3 separate regions of the Homo sapiens genome follow, and regions 1 and 3 are each linked to region 2. A link is a loop called in an ENCODE intact Hi-C map of the cell type or tissue named here. Cell type or tissue: IMR-90. All regions are shown on one strand. Links, peaks and the distances in the headings refer to the core of each region. The heading gives the core; the rest is flanking DNA.

Evidence for each region. Peaks named below come from ENCODE experiments on the same cell type or tissue, not always from the same donor. Only the 100,000 strongest peaks of a DNase experiment are listed, where the experiment ranks them.
Region 1: it touches region 2 in a loop (5-fold over the local background); 9 of 110 quality-filtered maps call a loop at or near these places.
Region 3: it touches region 2 in a loop (2.1-fold over the local background); 5 of 110 quality-filtered maps call a loop at or near these places.

The regions. Positions count from the first base shown.
Region 1 is chr18:23,943,431-23,945,930 of GRCh38, reverse strand. LAMA3 (laminin subunit alpha 3) reads right to left here. Exons shown (of 75, transcript NM_198129.4): 69 at 1,960-2,143. Among named protein-coding and RNA genes, the nearest start is that of LINC02958, 38 kb to the left of the region's middle. In IMR-90, for the core only: no CTCF peak of the experiment used is centred there; a DNase peak (open chromatin) is centred at 1,460; H3K27ac peaks cover 1,884 bases.
Region 2 is chr18:23,990,836-24,000,108 of GRCh38, reverse strand. TTC39C-AS1 (TTC39C antisense RNA 1) reads left to right here. Exons shown (of 6, transcript NR_110796.1): 6 at 5,630-5,896. It also overlaps a transcript of TTC39C not described here. Among named protein-coding and RNA genes, the nearest start is that of LINC02958, 13 kb to the right of the region's middle. RefSeq lists a silencer at 5,545-5,604. In IMR-90, for the core only: no CTCF peak of the experiment used is centred there; a DNase peak (open chromatin) is centred at 5,438; H3K4me3 peaks cover 193 bases; H3K27ac peaks cover 823 bases.
Region 3 is chr18:23,926,072-23,928,571 of GRCh38, reverse strand. It overlaps LAMA3 (laminin subunit alpha 3), which reads right to left. Exons shown (of 75, transcript NM_198129.4): 63 at 332-449. Among named protein-coding and RNA genes, the nearest start is that of LINC02958, 55 kb to the left of the region's middle. In IMR-90, for the core only: no CTCF peak of the experiment used is centred there; no DNase peak of the experiment used is centred there.

The sequences.
Region 1 (2,500 bases), core at 1-2,500, 50 kb after region 2:
TGAAAAAAAAAGGTTGCTTAGAAGTGAACTAATCAAAAGAGATTATAGAATTCATCTGGAAACTTACACAAAAGAGAAACAGTTCAAGGCACAGCCACAGGCAACCCCCTCCATGTAACAAAGGGGCAGGGACAGTTTATACAGTGCTGGGGACGGGGGTGTGTTGGAGTCGTGGCACCCTGGGCTGGCCTCTTGGAGCAGGTAGAACGAGGGCACTTCTCTTCAAACAAGAGGAGTGTTTAAACTCTTTGCTAAAATTTCTGATCCCTGGGGTCTGGTGTGGATTCTGCCATCTCATAGGTGTGGTGAGACTATTCACTACGGACACTTCCATTTATATGCCAAGCTGTGACCTTTGGCCTCTACTGCCTGCTGACACCTGGGCTTGAAGGTCTGACAGGCCACTCAACCCTGAGATGTTCACGACAGAAATCCTCATTCTCCCCCAGCTCTGAACTGCTCTCCTCCTGGCCACATCTGCCTCTTCTCCATCTTCATCTCAGTAAATGCCCACTAATGACTCAATTGCTGGCCCCAAATCACAGGATGTGATCTGGACCCTCTCTTCCTCTCACCCTCTATATGTGATCCATCAGCAAGGCCGCGTGGTTCTACCTTCAGCATGCGTCCTGGCGGTCACTTCTCCCGACCTCCCCACAGCCTCCGCAAGCAAAGGCAATAGCAGCCATGTGGGCCCCCTGCTGCTACTCTTGCCCCCTGGCAGTCTCTTCAGCTAAAGAATTAAATAATATATGAATCTGTACATGTAAGAGTTTTATTTTTTTTATTTTTATTTTTTTGACAGAGTCTTGCTCTGTCGCCCAGGCTGGAGTGCAGTGGTGTGATCTCGGCTCACTGCAACCTCCACCTCCTGAGTTCAAGCGATTCTCCTGCCTCAGCCTCCTGAGTAGCTGGGATTACAGGTGCATGCCACCATGCCCAGCTAATGTTTGTATTTTTAGTAAAGATGGGGTTTCACCATGTTGGTCGGGCTGGTCTCGAACTCCTGACCTTGTGATCAGCCCGCCTTGGCCTCCCAAAGTGCTGGGATTACAGGCATGAGCCACCGCGCCTGGCCAAGAGTTTTAAGACTCTTTAAAAGCTTTACAGACACTTTCAAATAAAGTCCAAAGTCGGAGCTTGGCCTTCAAAGCTTAAATGATCTGGGCTCTGTCTTCCTCTCTAATTCCATTTCTTATTGCTTTGTGTTTTGTTCATTCAGCTAATTCCCACCTCCAGGTCCTTGTTATTTGCTCTTCCCTCTTCCTGGAACCCCCTCCCCATAACTTCATGTGACTACCACCTGCTGTACCAGGGCTTTCTCTACTGCCTTATTTAAAATAGTCTCCCTGCTCTGTCATTTTCTTACCTTGCTCTAGTGTTTTCTCAAAGCACTTACCAATCTCTGACATTACATTGAGGATTGTTTGCTTATGTGTTCCAGGAAGGCAGCTGAATGACTAAGGGAATGCAACTTGTCAAGTCACTTACATTTTCTGAAGTCCAGTTGCCTCATTAGAGAAATAAATAGGTCCCTTATTGCCTTAAATGGTATTTCTTGAAATCTGGAATGGCTTTAAGCAAGAGCCAAGATGCTAGGGTCATTCCAGGTCCAGAGAGGGGCCTGGAGGCCTGGAAATTGGCCATAAGGGGAAGAAATGGTCCAGGATGAAGGAGTTAGAGTAGGCAAGGGGCATGAGGCAGCCTGGGGGAGGGCTGGAGGGGATGGAAGAAGCATCAGTAAAGCCCATCTTGACTTTACTGTCTAGGATGACAGCCATGCAATGTGTGTGCCGCGGCCTCCAGTACTGAGATGCTGGGAACGCAGCGCCTGCAAGCACACAAGCTCTCCCACTCCACGCCCTCATGTCTGGGAAGGATGCTGGGACTCCTATTTTCAGCGACTCCAACAGTGAATTCCACACCAACTGGAGATACTGACACAGCCCCAGCTCTTACCGTGTGCCATTTCCCATCATTGCATTTCTCCTTGCTTTTGATCCTCAATTTTTTCCCATCTGTCCCCAGTGCAAAGACCAGACGTCCTTTTGAAAGATAAAGAGCCATAAAGGAGTTCTTAGTGCCCGTGTGAAACACCAGTCCTCTGGAGGATGTTGTCTGCATGTCCACAGCAAACTGTGACCTGTTGGGAACATCGGCGATGAAGGGAAATAGAGGTGTTCAGCGTTCCTTCGAATCTCAGCACTGAGACAGAGGGTGGGGAGCAAACACCCAACCCCCATTTTTCAAATGGATAAGCTAACGTAGGTACTGATTAAATGACCCGTTTCTCTGGAAACTTTAAAAAGCTATTCTATTCCAGCTGTTAATGGTTTTGTTGTATAATTTCCTTACTACATTGGGGAATAACATGGAACTTTTGTGGCAAACTTAGCTAGTGGTGTAAGTCCCAGCACATGGCAAGAAGAAACATGTCTGAATCTTTTATAAAAAGTCCATGTTTTAAAAAGTTAGGGTAAAATACGCTAACCTAAAATGT
Region 2 (9,273 bases), core at 4,377-6,876:
TGAGGTCTCACTGGGAGGTGGTGATGTTAGGCTGTAGTAGGGAAAGTGTCCTGCCCCCATGGTAGTGGTGTTTGGGCCCCGGTTTCTGCTGCCTAGTTGGCAGCTCTCATTGCTTGCACTATAAGCCCACTCTTCAGTTTCTGAAAGCTCTCCCATGTACACCCAATAAATTCTTTTTTGGTTTAAGGAAGCTAAAGTAAGTTTTTGTGGCTTGCAAGTAAGAACCCTGACTGATACTCCGATACAACATTAGAATCAGGAAGGGAACTACTTGGACCTAAGTTTTGGGCCTCCCCACATTTGCTCAGCCCCATCTGCCTGCTGGGCCCTGGCTGCTTGCTCAGTGGGGAGCTCCAGCTTCCCAGTCTCACCTTCTCTCTGCCACTATCTGCAGATGCTGCTTCCCCACAGGGTGAGGGCTGAGAGCTGGGCTTAGGCATGGCTGCTACAATGCCCACCTTATGGGAGCCGTAGGCATTTGCAGCCCGGGCCCTAGCACAGGGCACCGGCTGTTCCCAGCACTTGCAGACTCAGATGAAGCTTCTTGCCCCCTGGCTAGGGACCTAGAAGATGGCTGCTTTGCCACTGTTTAAAAGGTAAATAGCCCAAAATGGGGGAGAGTTGAATCCACAGAGGACCCGCTTTGACCAGAGAGTCAGGAGATAAGCTCCTCTCTCTTCCTCCCCTGTGACGATTTCGAAGTGTGGTGGCTCCATATGGCCCATCCAGAGAGTCCTGCGTGGCTGTGACAGGTGTGGTTTCTGTGGCACCCTGGCCAGTTTGGTTCATATCACCCCACATTGACTCCCTTCCCCTCACCCTTCCAGCTCTGGGATAGAGCCTTATACCTTAAACTTGGCCTCAGGCTCTGATTTCTATGGAAACCCGGAAGGCTAGGAGCCTTGCAGGAAGGCTTAGGTTTCGAAGGTGGAAAGGGAAGAGAGGAAACCATTTCATCACACCCATATGTCCACAGCGCTCAACTTACCTGAGGCTCAAACACATAAACTGGCACAGACCAGAACTGTGAACAATGAAGCTGGGTATGTTACGAAAATATCAATTATGTCAGAGCCACACAGAGACCTGAGGCAGTCATCCAAGATGATTCAGGACAGAAGCTGGAAAACAAAAGGGCTTTCACCTGGCAGCTGTGTAAATGGATACCAGGGCCACATGTGTATATTTAAAGGGTGTGGCTTACTCTCCCCATAATGACAGGTTCCCGAGCAGCAGGATAAAAGGAATTTTTACCACTGTTTAGTAGTTTACCACTTGAGTGCTCCAGAGAGCTCCACCAGCTTCATGCTTACAGTTCAGACTGCAGTACTACACCAGAGAAATAATTAGATATACCACTTCTGTGCAGCATTTATTTCAGCCCACAAATTGATGATCAGTTAGGCTATTCAGGGATGTGTAAATACCTTTATAAATTCTTATAGTTTCTTTTTAAAAAATAATTTTTCTAATTTGTATTATTATTATTATATATTTTTGAGACAGAGTCTTGCTCTGTCACCCGGGCTGGAGTGCAGTGGTGCAATCTCAGCTCACTGCAACCTCCACCTCCTGGGTTCAAGCAATTCTCCTATCTCAACCTCCCAAGTAGCTGGGATTACAGGCGTGCACCATCACACTCGGCTAATTTTCATATTTTTAGAGAGATGGGGGTCTCACCATGTTGGCCAGGATGGCCTCAAGTGATCCAAATGCCTCGGCCTCTGAAAGCACTGTGATTACAGGCGTGAGCCACTGCACCTGGCCTAGTTTCTGTTTAAAATTAGGTTCCAGTAGGTCTTCTAAAAATATTTAATAATAAAAACCAGAGTTTGGGACAACTAAGGACAACAATAAGGGAGACTCCAGAAGGAAAAACAGCCTGACATCTGCTAGTCCTATGATATTGGGCAAATGACCAGGACTCTCTGAACCTCAGCTCCCTCATCTACAAAGTAGAGAATATAATAACCTCTAACTTGTTATAAGAACAAGAGGAGCTAGTGTGTGGGGAAAGCCTAGCACTAATTAGTGCTCATACATGTTAGTTATCTTTATTGATCACTACAAATTATTGCTTCTCAAGAACAGCTTGGCAGTATACAAAAACACACTATCCTGCCCCTCTCTGTTCCTCACATTTCAGAAGTAGAACACACATTTCTATGCCCCAAATTGGCTCAAGGCAACTCTTCTCTAAACCAATTTCTTTTTCTTTTTTTTTTTTTCTTTTTTCAGACGGGGTCTCACTCTGTCACCCAGGTGGGAATGCAGTGGCGCAATCACAGCTCATACACCTTAAACTCCTAGGCTCAAGCAATCTTCCTGCCTCAGTCTCCTGAGTAGCTGAAATTACAGGCACATGCCACTATGCCTGTTTTGGTTTCTTTCTTTCTTTCTTTCTTTCTTTCTTTCTTTCTTTCTTTCTTTCTTTCTTTCTTTCTTTCTTTCTTTCTCCTTCCTTCCTCCCTCCCTCTCTTTCTTTTCTTTTCTTTCCTCCCTCCCTCCTTCCCTCTTTCTTTCTTTCTTTCTCTTTTTTTTTTTTTTTTTTTTTTTTGAGACAGAGACTTGCTCTATTGCCCAGGCTGGAGTACAGTTGGGCAATCTCAGCTCACTGCAATCTCCGCCTCCTGGCTTCAAGCAGTTCTCCCTGTCTCAGCCTCCTGAGTAGCTGGGATTACAGGCGCCCACGACCACGCCCGGCTAATTTTCGTATTTTTAGTAGGGACAGGATTTTGCCATGTTGGCCAGGCTGGTCTCGAACTCCTGACCTCAGGTGACCCACCTGCCTTGGCCTCCCAAAGTGCTGGGATTACGGGCATGAGCCACTGCACCTGGCCTTTTTATTTTTCTTTTTAGAGACAGGGTCTTGCTGTGTTGCCTGGGCTGGTCTCAAACTCCTGGCCTCAGGCAATCTTCCTGCCTTGACCTCCCAAAGCACTGAGATTACAGATAGGAGCCACTGTGCCCTGCCTAAACCAATTTCTTTTTTTTCTTTTTGAGATGGAGTCTCACTCTGTCATCCAGGCTGGAGTGCAGTGGTGCGATCTCGGCTCACTGTAACCTCTGCCTCCTGGATTCAAGTGATTCTCCTGTGTCAGCCTCCCAAGTAGCTGGGACTACAGGTGTGTGCCACCATATCCAGCTAGTTTTTTGTATTTTTAGTAGAGACGGGGTTTCACTATGTTAGCCAGGATAGTTTCGATCTTCTGACCTTGTGATCCACCCACCTTGGCCTCCCAAAGTGCTGGGATTACAGGCGTGAGCCACTGTGCCCGGCCAACTGATTTCTTAATAGGAAGGCATCCACCTATGCCCTGAAGTGGAGATTGGGTCCCCAGTCTTCCTTGAGCAAGATAGGTCTCAAATTTTTGAGTGTGTGGAAATCTGCTGGGCTATGTATATAGATTTCTAGGCCTCATCCTCAAAAGTCCTGATTTAGTAGGTATGGGGCTTGGGACTGGGGAATCACCATTTTTCACACATGTGCACAGGTGCACACATGCACATACACATGCCATGATTTTAAAGCAGAAGATATTTGGGCCACATTTCCAGAAATATTCCCTGCAGGGCTCATTCCTCCAGCCTTATGATGAGTATATGCAAACAACCTGAGGTCATGGAAAGCATCTCCAGTGTTTTTCCCTTGGACTGCAGGCATGTTTAATTAGCCAGTGCCCACACTGACCTTATTTTAATATTAGCACAAGTGCAATGGCTTACATTTAGAGTGTACCTATATAAAGAAGTTATAATGACGCAGTGCTTCCCAAACTTGGCTGCATAGTAGATACACTTAGGGAAGTTTTCGATGCACTGCCCCTCTTCCATCTCTCTGGCCCATGCCCAAATCCAATTAGAAAATGGGCAAAAGATATAAAGAGACATTTTACTGAAGAGGATATACAGATGGCAAATAAACACATGAAAAGATGTTCAACATCACTCATTTTGATGGAAATGTAAACTAAACCCCAATGAAGTTCCACTACACACCTACAGAATGGCTAAAATAAAACATAGTGACAATATCAAATGTTGGCAAGAATGTGGAGAAATTGGATCTCTCCTTGCTGGTGGAGATGTAAAATGGTACAGCCACTCTGGAAAAACGTTTGGCAGTTTCTTTGAAAACTAAGCATATACTTAACATACGATCCAACAACGGCACTTCTGGCATTCATGCCAGAGAAATAAAAACTTATGTTCCCACACAAAAACTTTTCATAAATTTTTGAGACAGAGTCTTGCTCTGTCACCCAGACTTGAGTGCAGTGGTGTGACTGTGGCTCACTGCAGCCTTGACCTCCTGGGCTCAAGCGATCCTCCCACCTCAGCCTCCTGAGTAGCTGGGACTACAGGTGTATCCCACCATGCCCGGCTAACTTTTTTTTTTTTCCGGCAGAGATGGGGTTTTGCTATGGTTGCCCAGGCAGGTCACACAAAAACTTTTATACAAATGTTCATGGCAGCTTTATTTGTAATAGCCCCAAGGTGTAGTACATCTATACCAGCAATAAAAAGGAATGAACTATTGACTCATACGACCTAGATGGATCTCAGGTGCATTATGCTGAGTGAAAAAGCCAATCTCAAAAGGGTACACACTGTATGATTCCATTTATTTATTCATTTAGAGACAGAGTCTCACTCTGTCGCCCAAGCTGAAGTGCAGTGGTGCAGTCTTGGCTCACTGCAACCTCCACCTCCTGGATTCGCGTGATTTTCGTGCCTCAGCCCCCTGAGTAGCTGGGACTACAGACGCGCGCCACCACACCTGGCTAATTTTGGGGTATTTTTAGTGGAGATGGGGTTTCGACATGCTAGCCAGGCTGGTCTCAAACTCCTGACCTCAAGTGATCCACCCGTCTCGGCCTCCCAAAGTGCTAGAATTACATACATGAGCTACCACGCCTGGCCGATTCCATTTATTTAACAGTCTTGAAATGACAAAATTATCGGGATTAGTGTTTGTCAGGAGTTAGGGATAGTAGAGAGAAGGCAGGTAAGTGATACCATAAAGGCATATCTTTGTGATGAAGGAATAGTTCTGTATCATAATTGCAATGCTGATTAGACAAACCTACACACGTGATAAAGTGACAGAGAACTATACACACATTTTACCAAAGTCAATTTCATGGTGTGAGATGTAACCATTAGGAAAATCTTGTGGATTATAATTATTATTATTTTTTTTTAAAAAAAAGGAAAAGATCCTGATGTCCAGGCCACTCCCAGACCAATGAAATCAGAGTCTCTGAGGGTGGAGTTCACGCATCAGCGCGTGGCCCTGGTGATGACTAAGTGCAGCCAAGTTGCAGTTTATTATAAGGCAGTTCATAGATGCTGCTGCTGCTGCTGCTAGCATTTCATCTGCTGAGAATCACACTCAGTAGCAACAGCCGTCCAAGATACAGCCCTGCGGGGCTTTGAGTGTTAACGTTGGGTGCATAGTGATGAGGCTTTTTTAAAGCCTTGAAACGGGGCCAACTGGTAATACCTAAGGAACGTAAGTACCATTCAGTGTGTTTGTGTAAGCCCTGGCTATGAGGGGAGGGGCGAGTGGGGGAAGCACATGATGTTAAACTAGGCTAATGGGTTTAATTTTCCTTTGTTTTCCTAGATTTCCTGGCAAACAGAAAAAGCTCTCTTGGTCTTTAAAGTTCATGACAGATTCCCTAAGTGTTTGTAAAACATCTGCCAACCACACTGATGGGCTCTCACACAAAGGTTTTGGAAATACAGACTGATTTCCTTTGGTTACTAAAACTGATTTTTTTTTTTTTTTTTGGTTACTACAATTGATTTTATCTCTATAATTTTCTTCTCTGTCATCTTATTTTAAACAAAAACCGTGGCACAAAAATAAAGTGATGGTTTTTGAGGAAAACATATCTATTTGTTTTTCTTTTTGTATCTTCAGCCAAAACATCTAAGGAATAATAATGAAAATAATAGAAAATCTTTTGCACTGGGAAATTGTTTCCCTCTGTTTTTAGCCTTCATTTATTTTTTTGCCAGAGCTTCATATCTTTTCAGAGATTCATGTGCATAACAGTTTTAAATGTTTTCCAAAATGAACTTCTCCAGCTGAATCTCAGAGAAGAAAGCTTTGTTAATGGCAACAATTCATTTAAGATTAATATGAAGCTTTCTGGATGATTGTTGGTGATGTCATATGAACCATTAGGGTGGTGCAAAAGTAATTGCAGTTTTGCCATTAAAAGCAATTATTTTTGCACAAACCTAATACCAAAACATCTAATGTCAAACTATGGTCCATTTCTATTATATTTCCCAAGACAATTAAATTAGTATATAATTTTTTTCATAGATTTTCAGTTTATAATATGTAGTGAAATTAAATAATTATCTAGAATAGCATTGCTAATTGTGACATTACTTAAATATTTATGAAAAATAAACTTTGATCTGGCATTTCACTCACAGCTGGTCAAGGCTAGTAAAAGATGAGATTCTAAATTTCACAGCTGGAGGCCTACATTTCGATCTTTATACAAGATTTAATGAAATTCACAGTGACATTTTTAGTTATTTTGATACATTCTCAACCAAGTAGGAGTACAAGATCTATAAGTGAGGGTCTAGTAAATTATTTGATATGAAAAGGGGTCCGTGTACTTCATAATAATTAGTCATAACAAGTGCTATGGCATTTATTGAGCATCTGTGTGTGGACATTTTGTTATTGTAGATATTTTCTATTAACCTGATATTAATGCATGTCTTTACACCCAACCCTCCAAGGGATACTATGCAAATGCTTTAACATCTGGCATTTGTTGAAAAATAGCAGAGATTTTAAAGAATGGCACTGAGAAAGTCTTGCCACGTTTTTATGGAAATCCATTCTGGAAGCATTTCTTTCCATTATATGTCTTGTCTATTTCATATTGAAAGCCCTTTTATCACAGCTTCAATTTGCGTTAGTATTTTACCATCAAAGATGAACTTAGCCAGTGCAATGACAACATGATAAAAACATAAAATGATACAATGATTCTTCTTGTTTATCACTTACCCTGTCTCATTAAGCCACTTACCACAAAAGAAGCTTGAGATTTCTTAGGAGCAAGATTTTAGAATTCTTAGGACTCAGCCTTTCTGAGCCAGTGGCAGGATAGTTGCTTCTAAAGAGGCTGTGTGTGTAGGTGCTGGAGGGGTTAGGTCTCCAGGAGGGACAAGATGGGCAGCTGGAAATAAATTCAGAATCCTGCCTCTGTTGTAGCAAAACTCTCCATTCTCTTTCTCACCTTTTCTCAGAACCTGCTTACATAACTGTGGTTAACCTATATGCGTAAGCATGATTAAAAAGATTGACACAGCCTGGCAGTCTTTTCTGTGCTATGCACCCAGGAGCACAGCCCTTGGGCCTGAAGCATTGGCAGCGGGCTCTGGCTCTGTGTGTGGCGCAGGTCAGTCCGGCCTGCCTGCCAATTACTCAGTAGTTATGTCCAGGGAGAAGCAAGCCATGCTTGTTAGGCAGATTGCTGCACTCTGAGCACAAAAATGTCAAGGGCACATAATTACTCCTAATGCAAAAACATAGAAAAGCTGCAATTAAAAGGCAGTGGAGCAGTGCCTTTCTTATTTCTGGAGAGACTGGAAATTACAGTAAGGCAGCACACTGGGCTTTCTCTGCCTCCTAGTATACACAAATATTTTCAATTAATTACAACGTGTAATGGTATATTTATTTTTGGATCTCCTGTCTCCCCATAGGCTTCATGTGAGCAAAGACCACATGTCTGGCTTGTTCACCACTGCACACTCCCAGGACATGGTAGGAATTCAGTGACTATTTAATGAATGGATGACCACGGTATTTCAGTTTTAGGAAAGAATTTCCAAATACATTTTTCCCCATTCATTGAGTCCTTATTTAACCAAGTTAACTAGACAATACGTCCTCTACATTGTTCATGGGGAATTACTGAGCCAGACCTGGGGGAAATGACATAATATCCTATTAATTTTTTTTAAAAAATTATTTTTAATGTTCGTGGGTATATAATAGGTATACATATTTATGGGTTACATGACATATTTTGATATAGGCATGCAATGCCTAATAATCACATCAGGGTAAATGGGGTATCCATCCCCTCAAGCATTTATCCTTTGTGTTACAAACAATCCATTTATATTATTTTAGTTACTTTAAAATGTACAATTACATTATTTTTTGCTATAGTCACCCTGTTGCGCTAGCCAATACTAAGTCTTATTCATCCTATTTTTTTGAACCGATTAACCATCCCCATTTCCACCTACTCCACCACTACCCTTTCCAGCCTCTGGTAACCATCCTTTTACTATCTCAATGAGTTCAATTATTTTAATTTTTAGCTCCCACAAATAAGTGAGAACATATGAAGTTTGTGTTTCTGTGCCTGGCTCATTTCACTTAACACAATGATCTCCAGTTCCATCCATGTTGCTGCAAATGACAGGATCTTATTCTTTCTTATGACTGAATAGTACTCCATTGTATATATGTACCACATTTTCTTTGTCCAGTCATCTATTGATGGACACTTAGGTTGCTTCCAAATCTTAGCTATTGTGAACTGTGCTGCAATTAGTTTTTTATGTAAGGTATCATGGCCATGAAAGCTTGAATATATAAAAAAAGTCATAGATAAGATCTTGTCTTGGAAGAGCTACACAAAGAAGATCTTGTTTTGGAAGATCTACGCATATTTCATTTTGTATAGACACATTCTGTATCCAAATGAGAAAGATTTCTTAGAAGGGAGATTCATTGCCTCCTATAATTTATTCAAATGCTTAACAGCCTTAAAGATGACTACCACACTGTTGCCACATAACAGATGTTAAATAAATATTGTTGTTGTTTTTGTGAATTGAACTTGGCAGTAAAAAATGAAAATTGCAGCTGCTAAATATTTGGTGTGAGTTACAGCAGCTCTCTTTAATCTCTGTTTTTAGTTGAGTTGTGTTTGCATGAGTTAAATTGTTTTCCTTCTGATGTCCAATTTACTTGCAGCTCTTCTACCAGAGGCAAGCATTTTCACCAGCCATTTTGAATTTGATGTGCTCAGCACTTTGAGGTAGCTGGCTCCTGGGCGTAAGTCAGATTCTGACTCACTGGCTGGATCACCATCCTCAGGACCCCTTGCAGGGTAGACCTTGCTCAGTTGTTCCTCGATTTTCTTCTGTGTATTTGAAAGAAATACATGCTCTTGTGATGTGCAATGCTTCATAGATGTCACCTTTTAAGTT
Region 3 (2,500 bases), core at 1-2,500, 67 kb after region 2:
AATACAGTACCTTACCCTATCTCACTTTACTCAAACTGATTAATGTGATTTATGTAACCTCAGAAAGAAAGAGAGCTTACTTTTCTGCATAATAAGTCAGCAATCATCTGTAAGTTTTTGTGTATATAGTTGGTCTTCCTACTTTCCTACAAAGTTAATGTGCAAACCTGAAAAGGTTCAGCATCTTGCAAGCACATGGGGAGTGTATATGAGCCAGTTCACTGTAACACTGTGTGCTATCAGAAAGAAGTCAAAAGTTGCTGCGTTAATGGATACGGAAGGTGGGTTGGCTGGGAAGCACTCCTTCACGAGGTTCTGAACTTTCACTTACCTTCCAGTCTTCCGAGCACTTTTTGGTTACTCCCACAGTATCATTCAATCTAACGACACCACTGGTTTTCTTCAAATTTTTCATGCAGCCTCGGAAAGCAGGCGTAGAAATGTTAAATCTGATTACGAACACAGATAAAAGGAAGAGATGGATCATGTCAGGCTCACGTGAAATCAGAGCTGAAACGCTGTGCTCTTTAGTACTTTTCACCCATAAATGAGTAGGTGTTTTATGTTTATCCTTTCCCATGGGATTCCCATAATGCTACTTATTTTATGATGCTGGGAGAACTGACTTCCTTTCTGTGTAAGTTTACATTCCCAGCTTTAAAAATGCAGACAACAATGTTAACAGAAGAATGGCCAGTGGCCGCAAAAGGTAAAGAGACAGAGAACATGCACAATATCTAGAACTGCCCGTCCCTCCCCGCTGGAGTCACGGCATTGCAGGTGGATAGGACATGTATTAATAAGTTAATAGATGATATATGATATACATATATATTAATAAAGTAATAAATCATTTGTAGGAACCAGGAGTGCTCTAGAAAACCTTTTGCTCTTTTTTTTCTGTTCACTGTTAAGTTAGCCACTGTAAAGTCAGAAGAAACAAAGTGTTACTTTTTGGTTCTATTCAATTATGAAAAACGTAGCTTGATTTAACCAATGCCAAGCTGAAACAATGGAACACATTGTCTGGGTTCATATGCTGCTGTATCTACCACCTCCTACCTGTGGGCAAAGGGTTATTGCCAGGATTTAAAAAATTAACGGGCCGGGTGGGGTGGCTCATGCCTGTAATCCCAGCACTTTGGGAGGCCAAGTCAGGTGGATCACTTGAGGTCAGGTGTTCGAGATCAGGCTGGTCAACATTGTGAAAACTTAACTCTACTAAAAATACAAAAATTAGCTGGACGTGGTGGCAGGCACCTGTAGTCCCAGCTACCCGGGAGCTGAGGTTGGAGAATCATCTGAACCCGGGAGGCGGAGGTTGCAGTGAGCTGAGATCGTGCCACTGTACTCCAGCCTGGCAACAAAGCGAGACTCTGCCTCAAAAAACAAAAACAAAACCAAAAAAACAAGTTAACGTACAGCAAGAGCTTGCAGCAGTGCATGGCACCTGGACGTGAATGCTCAGCAGGTGTTTCTGAGAGGCAAAATTGTGCTGCTCTGGACCAGCCAAATTGCCTGGGTTCAAGTTCTGTCCCTTCTGATTGAACAGGCAACTTTTCTCCGTGCCTGTTTCCTCATTTAGACAATGGGAATATGTGAATCTGTTTCATAGGGCTGTCATAGTCTAAGAAAGTTAATATGTGTAACACACTCAAACAGTGTTTTGTACAGAGTAAGGACTCAATGTGAGATCGTCAAGTTAGTAACTACTCCCATATTACTGCTCTTATATAATGAGAGCAATTTCTAAAGCAGCTCTTTCTACATGGCCCCAGGGCATTTCCCCTTCGATTTGACTTCTGGATCTGTCTGGAGCTGAATGCACATAAAGCATTCACACACATGAACTAACTGAAGTCCAGGCAAATATTTGTGTTTCTTAAACAAATGATGTACTAAGAAAACCCAAAGCTGATTTCATTCTAAATCCCTAATGCAGCTTACTTTTCTAAATGGAAAGGTGTCTGCATTCATTTTAATCCAATTCATTAGAAACAGTTGAGCTACCTGTAATAGACCTAAAATTAAATTTCATTAAAAGGAAAAGAAAGAAACAAATCCTCACTGGCATTACAGTATAAGCCTAATTATTTTATAAAGATGGCCTTTTGCCTCAGAAGAGGAGGAGGGTTCATTTCCATTCCTGGAGCTTGCCTATTTATACATGGTTTTAGGTCAATTCTTCTTTGGGTTTCAACATATCTCTTGGACAACGACATTCCAGATGTCCCTCTCTCCATAGATTATTGGTCAAAGAAAGAAGGTTGCAGAAAAGGAAAATAGTAGGAGAGAAAGGCAGTTAACAGATACAGACCACCTATTTTGCACGAAGCTCTATGAATCCAACTTACAATAAGCTTTTGAGGGAGGTATTTTCTCTTTTATATTATTTTATTTTATTTTAAGTTCTAGGATACATGTGCAGGAAGGGCAGGTTTTCTTATCTAACATTTATTGAGCACTGACCATGTGCTGACCTCTGCTAATTCCTTTACAC